2 separate regions of the Homo sapiens genome follow, and region 1 is linked to region 2. A link is an interaction called in ENCODE POLR2A ChIA-PET data of the cell type or tissue named here. Cell type or tissue: PC-3. All regions are shown on one strand. Each heading gives the region's core, and the rest is flanking DNA. Links, peaks and the distances in the headings are about the cores only.

The links. ChIA-PET counts read pairs that join two places held together with the same protein. Peaks named below come from ENCODE experiments on the same cell type or tissue, not always from the same donor. Only the 100,000 strongest peaks of a DNase experiment are listed, where the experiment ranks them.
Region 1: POLR2A ChIA-PET joins it to region 2 with 14 read pairs; 2 of 35 experiments call an interaction of 5 or more read pairs at or near these places.

Annotation. Positions count from the first base shown.
Region 1 is chr10:34,479,413-34,489,133 of GRCh38, forward strand. All of the region lies in intron 3 of PARD3 (par-3 family cell polarity regulator), which reads right to left. It also overlaps the pseudogene ELOBP4. Among named protein-coding and RNA genes, the nearest start is that of PARD3, 330 kb to the right of the region's middle. RefSeq lists enhancers at 5,214-5,714, 5,715-6,215, 9,381-9,721. In PC-3, for the core only: no CTCF peak of the experiment used is centred there; no DNase peak of the experiment used is centred there; H3K27ac peaks cover 335 bases.
Region 2 is chr10:34,332,861-34,342,581 of GRCh38, forward strand. It overlaps PARD3 (par-3 family cell polarity regulator), which reads right to left. Exons shown (of 25, transcript NM_001184785.2): 16 at 8,767-8,956; 17 at 4,415-4,566; 18 at 3,339-3,383. Among named protein-coding and RNA genes, the nearest start is that of LINC02629, 430 kb to the left of the region's middle. In PC-3, for the core only: no CTCF peak of the experiment used is centred there; no DNase peak of the experiment used is centred there; H3K27ac peaks cover 477 bases.

The DNA.
Region 1 (9,721 bases), core at 984-8,983, 150 kb after region 2:
GGCCTCCCAAAGTCCTGGGATTACTTTGGGGCGCGTGAGCCACGGCACCCAGCCTTTAAATTTTTTTTAAAGCACAAAGAGTTAAACAAAATCCCAGTTGCAAATTCTCAATGTCAAGGCCTGCCGCAATCGAGACTTAGGGTACCTTCCTAACATTATTTCCGATAATATTCTTCTTATCACCCAATGTTTAGCCCCTACAGCCACTGCCGGTGCCCTGTAGCCTGTCCACACAGACAGCTCCCTGAACATGCACCACAGTAGACAACTGCATGGCGCACCAGTGCTGCAACTTCCATTATCAGGAACCTTTGCCCTCCTCTCCACCCACTTCAGTGTGTCCTGTACTCTACAAGTCCTCCTCAAATGACAGCACCTCCTCCAACCCATCAGATCTAGTATTTGTGTCCTGGCACCAAGTGTTTTGCGGACTCAGAGAGGGGTCTTTGAGGACAGTTTAGCAGAAAGACTGTTTCTAATATATGGCAGGATTAAGGAATGACAACAAAGGGTATAGTGCCCTCTGCTCACATGAGGCAAGGGGAGCTGTGACATTCCCCAGAGGGCCACAGCTGCACAAAAGCCACAGCCAGGAAGGCTGAATAAGCCTGCCTTTTCCATCTTTCCACTTCTGTCAATGCCCTGCTGCTGCAGTCCTTGCAGGCACAAGGCAGACGGCATAGAGCCTGGACAGTCAGTGTGAGGGGCTGGCCTCTTGGCATATGGAGCAGAGCACAGATAGGTGTGGAGGATCAAAGGAAACAATCCAGCTCAGACGTACTAGTAAAATTCCTCTGCCTCTTTCTCCTACTGCACCTTGCTTCTCCTTTTTTGTCTTTTTAGAGACAAGGTCTTGCTCTGTCACCCAGGCTGGAGTGCAGTGCAAGATCACAGCTCACTGCAGCCTGGAACTCCTGGGCTTAGTGCTCCTCCAGCCTCAGCTGCACCAGTAACTGAGACTATAGGTGGACACCACTACTCCCGGTTAATTAATTTTTTATTTTTTGTAAAAACAGGATTTCACAGTGTGGCCCAGGCTGGTCACAAACTCCTGGCCTCAAAGTGAAACTCCCATCTCAGCCTCCTAAAGCCTTGAGATTACCAGCATGAACCACCTCGCCCAACCTGTTTCTACTTTTAACAGCATCGGCCAGTTATTCAACTAGAGGACAAGTATTGACTCTATTCATTTTTACAACTCATCCACTCTAGACACACACCCCAACAAAGTAGGAACAAAATGTTTTAAAGTTGGCTAAGATATATCAGTCAGGAACAAAAATACTTCCCAATTCGTTTTTTAAATAGATGTATTCCAATATTTTATTTTTATTTTAAACTTTTATTTTAGCTACAGGGGTACATCTGCAGGTTTCTTTTTCTTTTTTTTTTTTTTTTTTTCTTTTTTGAGACGGAGTCTTGCTCTGTCACCAGCCTGGAGTGCAGTGGCGCGATATCGGCTCACTGCAACCTCCGCTTCTCAGGTTCAAGCTCTTCTCCTGCCTCATCCTCCCAAGTAGCTGGGATTACAGGTGCCTGCCACCACATCTGCATAATTTTTGTAATTTTAATAGAGATGGGGTTTCACCATGTTGACCAGGCTGGTCTCAAACTCCTGACCTCAGGTGATCCACCCGCCTCAGCCTCCCAAAGTGCTGGGGTTACAGGTGTGAGCCACCACGCCCAGCCCCTGCAGGTTTCTAATACAGGTAAGTTTTGTGTCACAGGTTTGGTGTACAGAATATTTCACCAACCAAGTAATAAGCATAGTATCCAACAGTTGTTTTATTTATTTATTTATTTATTTATTTTTATCATCACCCTCCTCCCTTTCCCTCTCCCTCTCTCCACCCTCATGTAGGCCCCAGTGTGTGTTCAGGGACTCCTTTCCTTTCATCCCCAGGGTAGAACAGAGTGGTTAAGGGGCATAAGAAATGGACATCAGAGGTGAAAAGCCTTTGACTTCTCTCTTCCTGCCTCTCAGGCGAGAGTGAAGGACCTGGCCTGAGGCAATGATGTAAATGACCAGCTACTTATCAAAACAGGCATTGGCTACTGAATCCTGTGCATAAAAACGTGGTATCCCCAGGTCCTTTGCTAAGCCAGTACAGTTCAGGGGAAAAGTTAGTTGAGCCCCTGCCAGACACATCAGGGAGTGATCTGGCCACCCAGAGAGCAAATGGAAAGCAGCAGTTCACAACAATGACTTTTCCTCTTTTATATATATTTTGGTGTCCTTATTTTGCTATGGGAGAGCTACCATCCAGCTACTTCAACCAATACATATTTGATTAGCATCTAACTAGACATCATTATCCTAGTGATTTTCAAAACTAATAAATATGGGGCCAAGATGTTGAGAGTCATTTACTGTAGAAAAGTAGAAAAAAAAAATCACTCTAAAGTGAATCCCATTCTGACCATTCATTCATTTATTTGAGACAGGGTCTTGCTCTGTCTCCCAAATGGGAGTAGAGTGGTACAATCATAGCTCACTGCAGCCTTAACTCCTGGCCTCAAGCAATCCACCCGCCACAGCCTCCTATGTAGCTGGGACCACAGGTGCCCCCCACCATGCTCAGCTACAGGCACACACCACTGTGCCCTGCTAATTTTTATCTTTTTTTTTTTTTTTTTTTTGAAGCAGCATCTTACTCTGCCTCCCAGAGTGGACTGCAGTGGCACCATCATTGCTCACTGCATCCTTGAGCTCCTGAGCTCAGGGAATCCTCCTGCCTCAGCCTCCCATGTAGCTGGACCCACAGGTGCCCCCCACCATGCCCAGCTAATTTTTTTATGTTCTGTAGAGACAGGGTCTCACTTCGTTGTCTAAGCTGGTCTTGAACTCCTGGCCTCAAGTTATCCTCCCGCCTCAGCCTACCAAAGTGCTGGTACAGGCATGAGTCATCATGCCCGACCTGGCTAATGTTTCTATTTTTTAAATTAATGGGTCTCGCTATATTACCAAGGCTGGTCTCAAACTCCTGGCCTCAAGCAGTCCTGCTGTCTCGGTCTCCCAAAGCGCTGGGATTACAGGTGTGAGCCCCTGCCCCAGGCCTCTGACCATTCAAAAAGGAACAAATCCTCTAACAGATTGCTACTCCCCAGCGACTGGCTCAGGACAGGTAAAAGGCAAATGTTAGTAAATGTCCAACAGGGACAGTTAGAAGAGTACTAAATACCATGAGAAGCCCAGATGAAAATAACTAAAGGTATTTACATACCTGGTACCAGAGACTTTCACTGAGAGAATATTATGGAATTATTTTTCTAGATTCTTTTTGTACTTTCAGAAACATACCTTAATGAGCAATGAGGAGATTGAAGCTGAGACCAGGGGAATATAAGGTGGAAAGAAACTGAGAGAAGAAAAAAGAAGCAAGTTAGAGGGAGGATAGAGGGGCATGTGAACAGGTAAGAGTGAGCTATTTTCCTTAAAATTAAAAAAAAAAAATGCAAGGTGCAGTGGCTCACGCCTGTAATCCCAGCACTTTGGGAGGCCAAGGCGGGCAGATCACCTGAGGTCGGGAGTTCAAGACCATCCTGACCAACATGGAGAAACCCTGTCTCTACTAAAAATACAAAAAAAAAAAATTAGCCAGGTGTGGTGGTGCATGCCTGTAATCCCAGCTACTCAGGAGGTTGAGGCAGGAGAATAGCTTGAATCTGGGAGGCAGAGGTTTCGGTGAGCCAAGATCGCACCACTGCACCCCAGCCTGGGCAAGAAGAGCGAAACTCCATCTCAGAAAACAAACAAACAAAAATGTGTTTCTCTTGCAGATGATAAACAAAAATGAACAAAACATGAGAAAGAAAAAAGACACTTTGGGAGGCTGAGGCAGGTGGATCACTTGAGCCCAGGAGTTTGAGACCTGCCTAGGCAACATAGTGAGACCTCGTCTCTACAAAAAATACAAACATTAGCTAGGCACAGTGGCACGCATCTGTGGTCCCAGCTACTCTGGAAGATGAGGCAGGATAATTGCTTGAGCCTGGGAGGTCATGGCTGCAGTGAGCCCATTTCATGCCACTGCACTCAAGCCTGGACGACAGAGTGAGACTCTGTCACCAAAAAAAAAAAAAAAAAGAGAGAGAAAAAAAAACAGAAAAAAGGGGGGAAGCTTATGCTATTGTTATTTATAATATTGCTTTTCCTCATATATGTGCTGAGTAGGAGATGTGCTACCTTTCTATTTCCATATGGCCAACAGCCCCAGATAGAATGTAAGACCCACAAGGGGATAGAACGTATCTTTCTTCCTCACTGTCTCACCCTCAGTGCCCAAAACAGTGCCCGGAAAACTAAATACAGTTGATTCTAGTTTTGCACAATAGTTATGTTATATAAAGTAACTGTAAACACTGAATTAGCAAATACTCAACCACTGCTCCTAGGAGAAATACAAGGTTAGGTGGAGCCTCTGACCACAACCCTGTTGTTCACCATTCAATACAGAGCCTTGCCTTAGGTGTGATCTGTATAAAGACATCTTAATTAATATATATTGCTGATTAAACTCACGGCTAACAGGACTATAACTCATACCTGAACAAAGCTTACCTAATAATATATTTTCTCCGGAAGGTATATCACAGACTAACTGTGCTTAGGAATGCTAGACATCATGTTGGTATTATGCTTGGGCGCCATTTTAACAGCAAAATCACCAGCAAAAAGCACGAAAAACATGGCACCAAATAGCCCATGAAAAGGACACTTTTTTAAAATATGAAAACCAGAGCAAGAAGGCAGTTTCCCATTCTTCAGCCTCAACTGGAAACATATTAGTCAAGTGACTCAAACTGTTTGCCATCCAACACATGTTCATGAATGAGCACAAAGGTGCCCCGAGTATTAATTTAGGAGCTACAAATAAATTTTAGCAAACAGCTAAAATCACAAATACGGACTTCACAAAGCATGAGAATTTTAGGTAAATATTTGCTAAATGAACGACTCTCATAAATCTTTAAAGGAACTATACCACTCCCTCTGTCAGATTCCATTCCAGATACTGCTCTTGTGCTTATTTTCTTCATAGGCAATCTTTTGACAGGAGTGTGCTGTTTCATTGCTCCTCTCGAGTACTCAACTAACATAGTTTTTGTTGTTGTTGTTTGTTGTTGTTGTTGTTTTGCCAAGAGTGCCATAAATGTCTTTCCCTTTATCAACCCATATTTTTGAGCCCCATGTCCCTAGGATCTCATAATATACAACATAGACCTGGTCTCTGCCCTCGTGAAGTTTTCAGTGCCCTGGAGAATGTAGACATGATCCAGCACTTCAGCGTGATCCTGCTGCTTCATAAGTACACAGCACTACAGGAACATCTAAGAGAGGCACTGTCTTTAAGAGCTTTAGCAAAGACTTCAAGTGAAAAATAACTGCTAAATTTTACCTATGAACCTTTTGCATTCTCCTGCAGGCCACCTCTTGTGGAAAGCCTCTGACCACTCCTCCACAAGCTCCTTTCGTGGCTGCCAGATCGTGTCATTGTGTTTGCCATGCTGCCCTCCTAGGTTTTAGGACCTTCCTCCTCATTGGCAACCCACTCCTAGACAACCTCACCTTTCACTGTCATATCCACAGAGGCCAGGCCCTTAAAAGTATCCGAGACAAGTCTCAATCAATTTAGAAGTTTAGGCCGGGCACAGTGGCATACATCTGTAATCCCAACACTTTGGGAGGCCAAGGCAGGCAGATCACCTTAGGTCAGGAGTTCGAGACCAGTGTGACCAACATGGTGCAACCCCATCTCTACTAGAAATACAAAAATTAGCCGGGCGTGGTGGTGCCCACCTGTAACGCCAGCTACTCGGGAGGCTGAGGCACAAGAATCCCTTGAACCTGGGAGGCAGAGGCGGCAGTGAGCCAAGATCATGCCACTGCACTCCAGCCTGGGAGACAGAGCAAGACTCTGTCTCAAAAAAAAAAAAAAGTTCATTTTTGCCAAGGTTAAAGATATGCCCCCAACACAGCCTCAGGAGATCCTGAGAACAATTGCCCAAGGTGATTTGTTACAGCTTGATTTTATACATTTTAGGGGACAGAAGTTATAAGCAGACATCAATCAATACATGTAAGGTGTACACTGGTTTAGTTTGGAAAGGTAGGACAATGAAGCAAGGGATTCCGGGTCATAGATTCAGAGCTTTTTGACTGTCAATTGGTTGAAAGAGTTAAGTTATTATCTAAAGATCTGGAATAAACAGAAAGGAGTATCTGGGTTAATATAAGGGGTTGTGGAGCCCAAGGTTCTTACTATGCAGATGAAACCTCCAGGTAGCAGGCTTCAGGGAGAATAGATGGTAAATGATTTTTAATCAGACTTAAAAAGGTGTCAGACTCCTTGCGAGAGAGATTTGTGGGGCCATTTCAAAATACATCACAGAAATATATTTTGGGGTAAAATACTTTGATTTCTTTAAGGTCCAGCTACCTGTCATTTTGTTATATATTTTATTGCTACAAAGAGACTATAATGTGGCTGTTTAAACGTTTTGGGTTTTTTTTTTTTTTTTTTTTTTTGAGACAGGGTTTTACTTTGTCACCCAGGCTGGAGAGCAGTGTCACGATCGTAGATCACTGCATCCTTGAACTCCCAGGCTCACACGATCCTCCTGCCTCAGCTTACCAAGCAGCTGGGACTACAGGTGCGTGCCACGATGAGTGGCTAATTTTCTTATTTTTGTAGATACAGTGTCATGTTGCCCAGGCTGGTCTCAAAATCCTGGGCTCAAGTGATCCTCCTGCCATGACCTCCCAAAGTGTTGGGATTAGAGGCACGAGCCAGCCTGTTTTAATGTTAATGCTGGTCAGTAATACCTGAATTCCAAAGGGAGGAGGGTATAAAAAGGTACATCCAATCCCCCTTTCCCATCATGGCCCGAACTAGTTTTCAGGTTTACATTGGTATGTTCTTGGCCAAGAATGGGTCCATTCAGTTGGTTAGGGGTCTTAAAATTTTATTTTTTGTTTACAGTCTGTTTTGGTTTTGTTTCAGGGCAATGGTGGTGGTGCCTGGCCAGATGAATGGGGCAGAAGGAAGACAATACATGAGCAGAGAAAACTGCATGTGCAAAAGCCAGACACTGAAATTCAAGAGAATTAAAGAAACTACAAGAAATTCAGTATGGCTGTACCAGATGTGATTGGAAACAATGTGATTAGAAGGTGACAAAGCAAACAAGGTAGCTTTGGATGAGGCAACTCAGTGTCTTCTAAGTCAGAGACTGTCAAAGGTTGATGTGCACAGAAACCACCTAGGAATCTTGTTAAAGAGCTTCAGTAGGTCTGGAATGGGTAGGATCTGAAATTCTGCATTTCATTGTCCTGGTGACATCAGTGCTGCTGGTCTGAGTGACCATTACCCTTTTGTGACTCTGAGCAGCAGGGCTATGTCATACTATATACATATAATTGCTATATATAAAATAAATATATTATATATGTACACATATATAATTCAGCTGTGATTTTTAAAAATGTGAACTTCATACTGGCAGTCACGGATCCTCATCATTTCTCAGCTTGATTTATTCTCTCTCTCCAGGCCTGGCCGTCTCCAAGTCATCCTCTACAAAGCACTCATGATACCTTTTGTAAACCACAAATCAGACGTCATAACTCAGAATTTTCGGTCTGCTTGGGGCACAAGACCATTTTTGTATCCTCTGTGAGCTGAACAATGTCTCTGCACCCTTACACTCAACTGGAACACTCTGCAACTACAGAAGGCCAAAGAGGCTTCCAAGTTCTCTCTTCTGGGCCTCTTCTCACTCACTCTCTTTTCTAAGGTCGGCCGGGCAGGCATTGCCATCTCTGAGAAGTTTAAAAGGTTTCTACAGACTAAGTGAAATCATGCTTGACTTCACTTAGATCTGGTACTTTCTCATCTGTCTGCCTCATTAAATTTTGTGATTCTACCCCCAGTTTTTAATCCAGCAAAGGACACCGAGAAAATGTTTGTTAAAGTGTTACTGTATAAATAAATTAAGAAAATGAATGACTTCCATCTTGAGATACAGGACTTCCATCTATCTCTGTCCTTTTCACATTGATTGTCTCAAGTATTGAAAGGGCAATCTCTGTAGCAAAGAAACAATTACAGATGTTGGAAGGCCCCAGAGAACAAAAAAAAGGGTTTTCTACCAGGAAAAGGACAAAGAATTGCCGCTTCAAATATTGGTGATAAACTCCCTGGCTAGAAATCCCATCCAGGTTTTACTTTTTTTTTTTTTTAACTATTAATTTTGCACTATGGTCCTTCATGCAGTGCTGACTCCCTTATGAGAATATCTGAGTGGGAGTCAATCTAAATTAATTCTTCACATATAATTTTATAGGTATATCTGCACCAAATTCCTCATATCACTTTCATTTTACCAATTTAGTTCAACAATCATGTAATTAAATTTTAAAATTATAACTTCATCTAACAAGTAATTTGTCTTTCAAAAATTGACATTGACTATTGATTGCATTGCAGATATTCTCTAAATGCTCAATGCCCTCTCCTTTGACATTTGTCTTCTATTATTTTATTAAGGATTCAAATACAGCAGTAACTGTCAAGCATTATTCCCCCATTTCTTTATTATTATAACCTTTACTCCACAATACTATATAAAAGCGTAATCTTTTTCTCTTACCTGGGGACTAGCAATTTGCCAATTTCATTTGCCAGTTTTCTGTCACCTCAGGATGTGCGTTTGAAGCTCCTGCACTTTACAAGATTTCATAATTATCCCAGTGTATGTTGACCATCAACAATTACTTCACAGCAGCAAGCCTCTCTACAACTATGAGGTGTTAAACTTCCACTGTAATCTCCATACTTCATTTTTATCAGAGCTGGGCTTTTCATCTTGCACATGAATTTTTTATTTTTATTTTATTTATTTATTTTTATTTATTTATTTTTTGAGACAGAGTCTCGCTCTGTCACCCAGGCTGGAGTGCAGTGATGCAATCTGGGCTCACTGCAGCCTCAACCTCCCAGGCAGAAGGGATCCTCCCACCCCTGCCTCCTGAGCAGCTGGGACCACAGGCACTGGGATGCAAATGAATCTTCATGGTACTAAAACCCTTTTTTTTTTGCCCCCGACATCTAAATCTCTTTTACTGGGGGAAGTGGGCCTCTCACGGACACGCAGAGTGCCCTCTGTGCACGGCTTGCTCGTGAGCACTGCTTCCTGTGTCCTGGGGCTTCCTAACCATGGGATGTGCAGGGCCTCAAGGCCGTCGTCCGCCTGGAAGCCCAGCACCGCTGTGGCCGGGGCTGTGGCCATGCACTTTGGCTGGTGAAGCTACACTCTCCCAGCGTCTTGCCAACATCCAAGAGCTGGTCATCCCTGTACAGCTGCTGAGGATGCCCTCGACGATGCACTTCAACTCAAACACCATGCTAGACACCCTGGCATCTGTGAAGATGGTGATGCAGTGGCACTTGATCATGAGGAACACGCTATCTCTGTGGCCACCTCTCCCTTCAGCACACATGCACGGCCATGTTCTGCCGGGTTCCCAGCAGCCAGCGCCCACAGCCCAGCATGCCATGCGCATGGCCCCGCCGCTTGCCCGCCCCACTAAAAGCTTTCTAAGGAGGTTTACAAAGTCTTTCTTCCAAAGACAAATATCTACAGCTGGGCGCAATGGTTCAAGCCTGTAATCTCAGAACTTTGGGAGGCTGAAGTGGGAAGATCATGTGATGTCAGGAGT
Region 2 (9,721 bases), core at 1,099-9,098:
AACTGCATTTTCTAAATTACTCATAAAAGTCATGTCATGGGAAGAAAAATGAATTTTGTTCCAAAAACCTACATAATAAGAAATGAAGGAATAAAAAAGAATGGGAAAAGATCATTCCTGGGCAGGGATATTTACCTTTATAGTTCCTAGAATTAGCACTGGAAAGATCCTTTTGTGAATAAATGTCTATCAACTTTCATAATTTACCAGCTATATTTGGCTTCCATACACATGTATTGGGCAAATATTTGGTGCTTTCTTGAGTTTATTAAGGATATGTGTATGTGTGTATGTATTTGTATGTGAGTATATATCATGAATAAAGATTTCATGCTTCCAGAAAAAATTCTCATAAAAACACCATTTATATAAAGCTTTTCTTTGTGTAAAGTTAGCTGAGATTTTACTTAGTGTACTGACAGCAATAAAAACTTAAATAATAAATTTCAGAAATGGCATGAGTATTCATTGAAATTGAGTGTCCCTAAGCATAAACACAGGCAAACTTGGAAAGAAAAACAATGGTCAAAGTATAATTCGATAAACGATAATTTTGTAAGTGCAATTCAGAGCATACCTACCTATTTGTTTCCCTAAATTCATAACACTCTGAAATAACCTTTTGGCAAACTGTTGACCATTGTGGATGGTGGGCCCTGGGTTTGTGGAAGGTCAATGAACTACTCTCTGTATATTTATGTATAGATGAAAACTTTTACAATAAAAAATTATACAAAATGTCAATTATCTACAACTTCTGAACCTGTAACACAGATCAGCAAACTGTGAGTCAAATGTGGAAAATTTTACTGGAACACAGCCATGCCCATGTATTTACATATTGTCTATGACTACTTTCATTCAACAATGGTAGAATGTAAAAGTTGCAACAGAGATCTAAAATATTTACCATCTGTTCCTTTACAGAAAAAGCTTGCTAACATTCGATTTATAATATGAGTAACATACACTTTAGTACTATATTTGACCAAGAAACTATAACAAAGGTTTTGAATGATATGTTAGGATTTCTCAGCGAAGTTATTAAAATCCCTAACACATTGATTCAGTCAAATGTCTTTAGAAAAAAAATTAAAAGGATTCCCTAACAATACAAACAGCATTTTACTAGTAATGAAAATTGAAAAAGTCTTTTTGTACATAAAATATATGGAAAAGATTTTATTTACATCATAAAAGTTAGTATCTTTTGTCTTAATTTTAAAACAATATTTTAAGCTCTTACTTTACACATATCTTTTAGGTCATTAGCATACTTTGCTAATCTCTATACTTCAAGAATGAAACCATTAGAAATCCAATTCTCTTCTTATACCTGTTCTCCCTTGTTATAATTTGAGGAGAAATATTTATCCCCAAAATATGATACAAGATTCCTAAATATGGAAAAAAAAAGAGGGAAATCATAATCATACTATTTTCCTAGATCTGTTTCCTATTCCTACTTAGTAATATCCCTCTTGCCAAAAAAAAAAAAAAAAAAGAAAGGAAAGGATGTCTTTTGCAAGGGGCAGAGGGAAATGTAATTCAATTTTCATTATGAAAGGCTTATGGCTAGGCTAGACAGATGTTCAATGCTAAAATGCCACTATGATTCTCCCAAAAACCTTTGGACTAATCTATAAAATCATAATCTTTCTTGAAAACTCAAGTCAAGTGAAGTGACGAAAGAAAAATAAGTGAAAATCTTTTCACTGTCTAATATTAGGGGACAGGGAAATAATAAAATATCTACTTTAGGTATTTTATTCATTTAGATGTAAAATCAACAGACCAAGTATTTTGACATCTTTGTAATAATTTTTTGCCCCAATATTTTCTAATTTAATTTGGTAGAATAGACTGCACAAAGTGCAAAAAAAAAAAAAAAAGTTCTTTTTCTCTAGAATCTAGCACAGTTTGATTTTTGATTAGACTATAAAATCTGCCTTGAAACTTATGTAATGACTTTCCATGAAAGTTATCTAACGCACTGAGTTATAACTTGGATATCATTATGTTGTAGATCACAATAAACTGTCCTTTTCCTTATAGTAGCTGTGAGTTGGTTAAATTAAGTATTTTTCTTATTTTACCTAACTGACATTGTATATGAAGTCAGGTCCTTTACCTGAGCAGCTCAATTTGGTTTTTATGACTGTTTACTTGGATCGGGGTTATTGCTTATACTGCTAACTGTAAAAACTAACTACTATTTTACATATGTGAACTATCACATAACATTTCTCTTTAGCTCTGCTTCAATAAACTTTAGGTTTCATAAGAACAACAAACAACTCAGTAAGGGATAAGGCTACGGTTAACTGCCGTGCAATACAGTTAATCTTATGATTTATTAGATGTCGTTTTTACAATCTATCTTATACTCCAAAGAATATAACTCCAACCATGTTTACAATAATTTTTACATATATATATGTGGGATACACATTTTTTAAGCAGCTAAAACTAATTTACTACTGCAAGTTAAAAAGGCAAATTGAAGCTAATTAGTGCTAAGTAGTGTAACTACATCATACTGGATACAGATTAAAACACTATTCCAAACTTATAATAAGTCATAAATGGTCAATTATACAAAGCACGTTAACTACACTTAAAAGACCTTCCTGTGATTACTGTCATACAATAACATAAAAAGCAAAATCGATGACTATAATGCAATCCCAGTTCAATATAATCCATTGTTTCTATGGAATGATTTGGCAGTATTTTAGAAGTAACGAATTTAGAACAAGCTCACAAAGTTAAGATATGAAGCCATATGCATTATATAGTCTAATCCAACGTCAGGTTAATTATAAGCTAATTCCAGCATCAAAAAAAGAATATGCCTTTCTGAATGACTAATGATAGCAATACCGGACGTTGTCCTACAATGAAAAACATTTATATTGGCACTATTATCTTTCAAATCAAAATCACCACTCTGAGAATCACTTTTTGGATGTTAACCTAGACATCACATAGCTGACTTAAAAACCTAGGACTCTACCATAACAGATCACGTTTGCAGGATTTTGATTTTTTAAAAATTGGGATAAAACATCCTTACATGAATATAATTAAGAAAATCTAGGTTGTTTCTAGCCTTTTTGAAGCAGTAAATCATATTACTATTTAGTAAGTACACCACTGATAAATTTCTACTAACAGAAAATATTTCTTTTCTTATGTAATTCAATTTCTCACAATGAAAACATCTGCGTAAGACTGGAATATGTATGTTTACATGGCATATGATTGGCAGCTCTATAATTGTGATAAGCTATGTGGGCCATCGTTTCTATGGCAACAGTCTAACTGTCCATTCTTACCTGCTTTCTGGTCATCCACTGTATTGAGTTTAGTCTCGTCAGCTACTGTTAAAAGGTAAATGTATAATAGTTAGCCCAGTTAGTTCCCATAGCCCACCATGCTTCCACCATTCCCAGATCTTTTTAGTTAGGTGACGATCCTCAGCTAATATTTCATGCAAATACTATGAAACATCAAGCAAACATTCATAATCAAAAAAGGAGGAAAAAAAAGCAGTGTCTCCATGCAATATGCCAGTCATTTCATTTCACAGACATGTGTGTTATATGTTAGCATATCATAATTAGCCAAGGCAATGCATCACCAAATTTTTCTTTATGCGTATGATAAATTAATGCTTTTAGTCTTGGAATACAAACAGCCACCAGAGAACAGCATAAGTTACAGTTGATTAACAAAGGTTTTAAATCATTCAGTGTATAAATATAATTAATTATTTTACTTTTTTTTTGGTGGATTTGGATTTAAAGAGACACTACCTGATTGGTGTTTGAACAACTATGATTATTTTCCTCCTCTCATTTGCTCCTAAATACTTTCTATAATAAATACTCTCAAATTATTACTTTGATTAAATGCCTTAATTATCAAAATATGAAAGCTTCCAATAAATAAACCTTAAAGAACAGCAATGAAAGGAAGACATCATGAAGTAACCAAATTCTAGACATGGATTGAGATAATGGTTTCTCTCCAAAATTTTCTCTTCTAGTTCAAAAATCCCACAACCAACCAAATACAATTTCAATGAAATTGGTTTTAAATAGCCAAAGTGTTAAAACATTTCATTTTGTAAAATAAAGATACATGGACATAGCATGATATGCATATGTGTTTGTTTCCATTCTCTTAAGAAAACATATATATTAACATATTGCATATTATGTAAACATGCCACTTATGAGTAATATCGTTATCTCAAACTGGGAGAAAAACTAATTTTTGCCAAATTGCCACATTTCACATTTATTTTCTCTATTGCTCAAAGTAAACAGACATCTGCTTGGGACCATCAATTTTATCCTGAAAGCATTTAAAACTTATTTAGATAAAGATTCATGGAGATTGTACTCACTACCTAAATCCATGCTTTTTGATTTTCGTGTTTTAACGAAATCCAATTGACTGGCATCTGAAAATTGCTTTGTGCGTTTTTCTGACATACTCTGACGTCCAAATCCTTCTCGTTGAAAAGCAAGAACTGGATCAACATCTGGACTCAAAGAGCTGGAGTGAAGAAAAAATAAAAATAAAAATATTTACTAAAAATAGCACGCATCCATTTTAGGGAGGTTCATACATACCTGCAAGTGTAAATATACATATGTATATTCCTCAAGAAAAATTCAACTAAATAATACAAATACAGTCCATTAAAAAAAAAACTGTGGCTGTATAGAAAGTGATAGAAAAATACAAAATTAATTTAACTTTTAGAGTAACTCTTTCTCCATGTGAATTTTCTCCTTCTCTACTTTCCTCTCTGTTTCTTCACTCTATTTGACAATACAGAATTATTTCAAGATGATCATAAAAAATGAGCCTGATATTAGAACAACTGAATTTTTCAGGAAACCTGTCATATATTATATACAAACACTAGCAGCGAACAAGTGACCATATAAATTGTAACTAAATAGAAGTTTCAAAAAGAGTACATTCTAGCCTTCTTATGTATCTTTTATGTTGTGTTTTAAGGAAAGAAAAAAAATGCCATTATGGCATGCCATTTCATAAGGCTGCAGTTTCTCTGAAATATTAAAACAAAGAAATCAATTCAACAAACATTTATTAGAACCTATTCTGATTAAGGCATTGTGCCAGGTACGTAGATCCAAATAACAGATAAGAAAGATTCCCTGTACTCTATGAGCTCATAAGAAAAATACTAAACCAGAAGTCTGAAACAGATGCTGAGGATGCATAGATGAGTGAATAAACAGTATATGAGAATCAGGAAGAAAATGACTAAGTTTAGATGACATTTGATTTGGGTGACACCAACACAGTGGCTCAAGCGGGCATGATAAGGAAGCATATGGCAAATCCCTGGTAACAGGATGCCTTCTGAAGTGTTCCTCCAACGCAAGTGGTTGAAGATGTCCCAGAATCACTCCTGTTTGTAAAAATCTGTGAACACATTCTAAAGTGCTATAAGGTGTTCTAGCCACAGTTCATAATATGAAAAGGGTTTTCTCTGTGCTGGGCACATTGGGTAAGTAAGTATACTAGCTCTACTATATCAGGTCCGGCCACCTTGCCTATCTGGCCAGGTGAGAGAACATCCCTCTACAGCTAACTGAGCACACTAAAAATGCCCAGGGCTCCTTCCACTGTCAGCTGAATTTATGATAGTCTTCCTCATGTTTCTGATGGAAGCAAGCTTTTCCAACCCTTTATGGCCTTATAAGAACTATCATCCATACTAGTAAAAAAACAGTCAACCTTTGGATGTACATCAGAAATTTAGTTGCGATTTACTGTGCATGAAATGAGAGTTGGCTCTTAAAGAGCTATGGTAAAAGTTTGAAAAGTAAGATAGCAGGCAAAAGCCCTGCCACTGGGTAGGGTGACTTGAAATGTTTTGAGCTCATTATGTATTAAATATGCTCAATAAAGAGAACAGTTGTCTCATTCACTTAAAAAGCTAACAAGAGAATTCAGCAACCTAAGGTGAAAGCCCCATGTAAATTGCTAACTACTAAACAAGTCAGTCATCACCCAATGAAGACTATCTCAAATTATCAAACACAAATTATGATGACAGACATCTACCCTCAGATGCCCCTTCACATACTACTATGCTTAGGTGTAAATGGCTTATATGATGAGAGCACATACACCCAAGTGAAAAAAACACACTTCTAAAAGTAAAAAATCAAAACCCATATGATAAGAAATATGACACAATCTTGCAACAGCAAACTCTAAATAATATATTTCCAATAATTCTTTTATATATTGTCAGTGGATCTCTTCAGTCACTCTGCACATGCTAACCAATTCTTTTTACCTCTTCTAGAATAATTTAAAACTTCAACTCCCTACTTGGGAGGCTGAGGCAGGAGAATGGTGTGAACCTGGGAGGCGGAGCTTGCAGTGAGCCAAGATCGCGCCACTACACTCCAGCCTGGGCAACAGAGCGAGACTCCGTCTCAAAAAAAAAACAAAAACAAAACAAAAAAAACCTCAACTCCAATACTGCACCAAACTTGTAAACAGAATGCATTTGAAATACAGTGTTAGTAGAAATAAATTGTTGGTAAAAGATTTTTCAAAGAAATACAAATTGTCACTGCCAATCTCGCCTGAAAACCACATATTGGTGCACCTTTAATTTTATATCCTCTAAAATTATGTTACCATTAAGATTAGAATTTTGCTGTTATTTCCTTTCCCCCAGAAACACATTATTAATGTTCTCTCAATTGATTAATGGATTGAAAATAGTATATTCTATAAGTAAACAAGTAAGTTTAGCCATTTGACATGGCCTTCGACAACTGTGCAGTGAACTACATGTACAATTTAAAATGTCAAATGAGTTTGTGCATTAGTAAGAGTCTTAAATAACTAAATATTCTTAAACTATGACAAAATTAATTCTTCCCTATCAATATTCCCACTAAACTTATTTCAGACACAATAAACGGTACACTGGAATATTTAACAAGTTAGATGGCAGGAATGACAGCTGATTCTTTAAAGAATGTAACCATATCCTGACCCCTAATGTTATTAAAATTCCAGTTATTAATCCTGTCTTATTGGCCTTTTGTTTTCATAGCATTTTCATCAAGGATTAGGGAAGATATTGTCAGGCTGGAAAAGCTTGCATTTTCTGCTGTGATTCAGAACAGCTGGCATTCTTGTTTGGATAACCCTTCATTCATATTATTTTCTTTGCCCCACATTCCCCACAGCAAAATTATCCAAGTCCTCACCATTTTGCAAATCCCCCTTAGGGAAATTAATGCCACAATCTATCCCTTCTACTTATTTATCTATTTTCACTAATATACTGCTTTATAATGCCCCAAAGACTATGACCACCTCCACAATTTCTCATCATGGTAGAGATTTAAAGGCTTTTGTCCCTAAGATGAACACTGCGTCTATCTAATCCTTGCTTTCTCTGTTGTTGCTACTTTCATTTTCAGAAAGAGATATGAGACACAGCAGTCAATGTAACACCATCTGCAGATTTCAAATGGGTTTTTACTTTATATTGTAGTCTTCCCTTCTATGTTTAATCAAAAACCTCATTCAAAGATGGGCCATTATCATACAGGTTTGAGGGTAGTTCTATTTTTAAATCCTGTGCTTTCAAAAAGAGAATTTAAAAAGAAAGAAATGAAAAGCTAGAGATGAACTTTTCAAGGTCCCAAATAAGAGGTGTGATTTATTCCAAGAGAACATCTTCATAATTAACAGATAAATGAACTGTATTTTGTGTGTTCATGTGGAGAGTCAGGGAAGAGGATTGGGGGAGTGGTTCACTTTGTTAAGATCATCACTAAAAATGTTAACGCAAATAAATGCCAGTCCCCCAGACACCTCCTATCTAATATTTAATGTTGACACAAGCCAGAAAAACAGTAGGAAGCAGGAATGGCTAAGTGGTGAAGGAACAACACCATAACATTTAAATATGATTTTGCTGATATATTCATAAAAGACCCCAGAGAAAGGGCAATGAGAAAATTCTGGTACAATACTTCACATGGTTTGTGTTAATTATCACTACAACCTTGTGAGGTCGTCCCCAAGAGGAGCTCTGCTTTTGCTTATTGATGTATATAATTACTAGGCATAAACATTAAGGCACACATCCACCTTCATGAGCCACACATTGGCTCAGTAGTATCAAATGCTTTCTTCTATTTTGAAAGACACAGGAAAGAAAATAGCAGGGAGTGCCCCAGAAGTCACTATGTTAAAAGCAATTACAAAGCATTTTAAACAGTATGGTTATAGCACTCTGAAAAAAAAAAAAAAAAACACTTTAAAAAAAGCCTCCTCCCACTCTTAGAACACATCAACTCTTAGTTTTGCAAAAGTATCTAATTGTTGCCATCAATTTAGGGAGTTACCAAGAATTTATTTAATTAAAAAACAATGCATCAAATTAACACAGATGTGAAATAAATCATAAAGTGAAAGTGAAAAACAAATGAGCACGGTTTTTTGACTGGTAGTAGTTTTGTCATTGTTTTGGTTATATTACTAACTATAGCTCTTGAAGGCTAAAACAATTAAATTTACAGAGTTCGGGTATAATCTTTTATTATAAGAGTGATAAGTATATAAAAACCATGAAGACAGAGCTATTAAAAAAATGATTAACTGTATTTAGCAGTAAGCCACTTAAACATAAAATGGGACTGTAATTAATTCATGTTTTCCAACCCTGGACGATGAGCTTACCAGTCGGCTGAATCACTGATTGCAGCCTTGGCCCAAGTACCAGCATCTGCCGTCACAAACCCCACATCATCATGGGAGCTGGAAGAGGACTGGTCAGAGAGATGTGGAGGAAGCACTGGCAACCTGTCATCTTCTATAATGACAGTGTCATCTTGGGGCATATTCACTGTAGGGGACAGCTGGTATTTACCTGTCCAGTGAAAAAAGAAGAAGAGAAAATTCTAGACATCGATCAAAGTGTTACATCTATTAATTTTAATACTTTGCTATATTAGTAAAAGTCTAATTTTCCACATATCTGCTCAACCTGGTAGAACAAAACAGAATTTAGCACATTTATTTTTCATAAATGATTGTCAAACAGAGACCTCGAGTCTATTACTACCTCTGACGCTACAACTATATAGCTCAGGGCAATGCATGCAATTTTTCTGGTTTGAAGTTTCCTAAAGCCAAAGATACTCTCTCAAATGTCTTATAATGTGAAAATGCTACACGCATTCTAAACTGTGAATGTCCTTTGAAAAATTACCAGGAAATTTACAAAGAAGCCCCACTAACTTGCATTGTTTATTCATTCATTCATTGAGCAACTGCTGCAGAGCAGGTACTGCAAGACACAGTCTCTGTCCTTAAAGGACGTATGCCCTAGTGAAGGAGAAAGAATTACAAGCAGTGATAATTATATGGTGGTGTAGAGATGAGTCCAAAGCCATTCACTTGTGTTGTAATTGCCTGGGTTACTGGGGGTAGGAAGTGCTGGAAATCTTGGCAAAAGTTAACATCAGAATTAGGTTTTAAATGGTCAATATGATCTTTTCTGCCAGAAGAAATGATGATATTTATTTTAGATAGCAACAACATCATTATTAAATGCATGATGGAGAAAAGCCCATGATGCAGTCAGGTGAAACTTAAAAGATGAGTATTACCAAAAACAAAGCCTAGAAAAGGA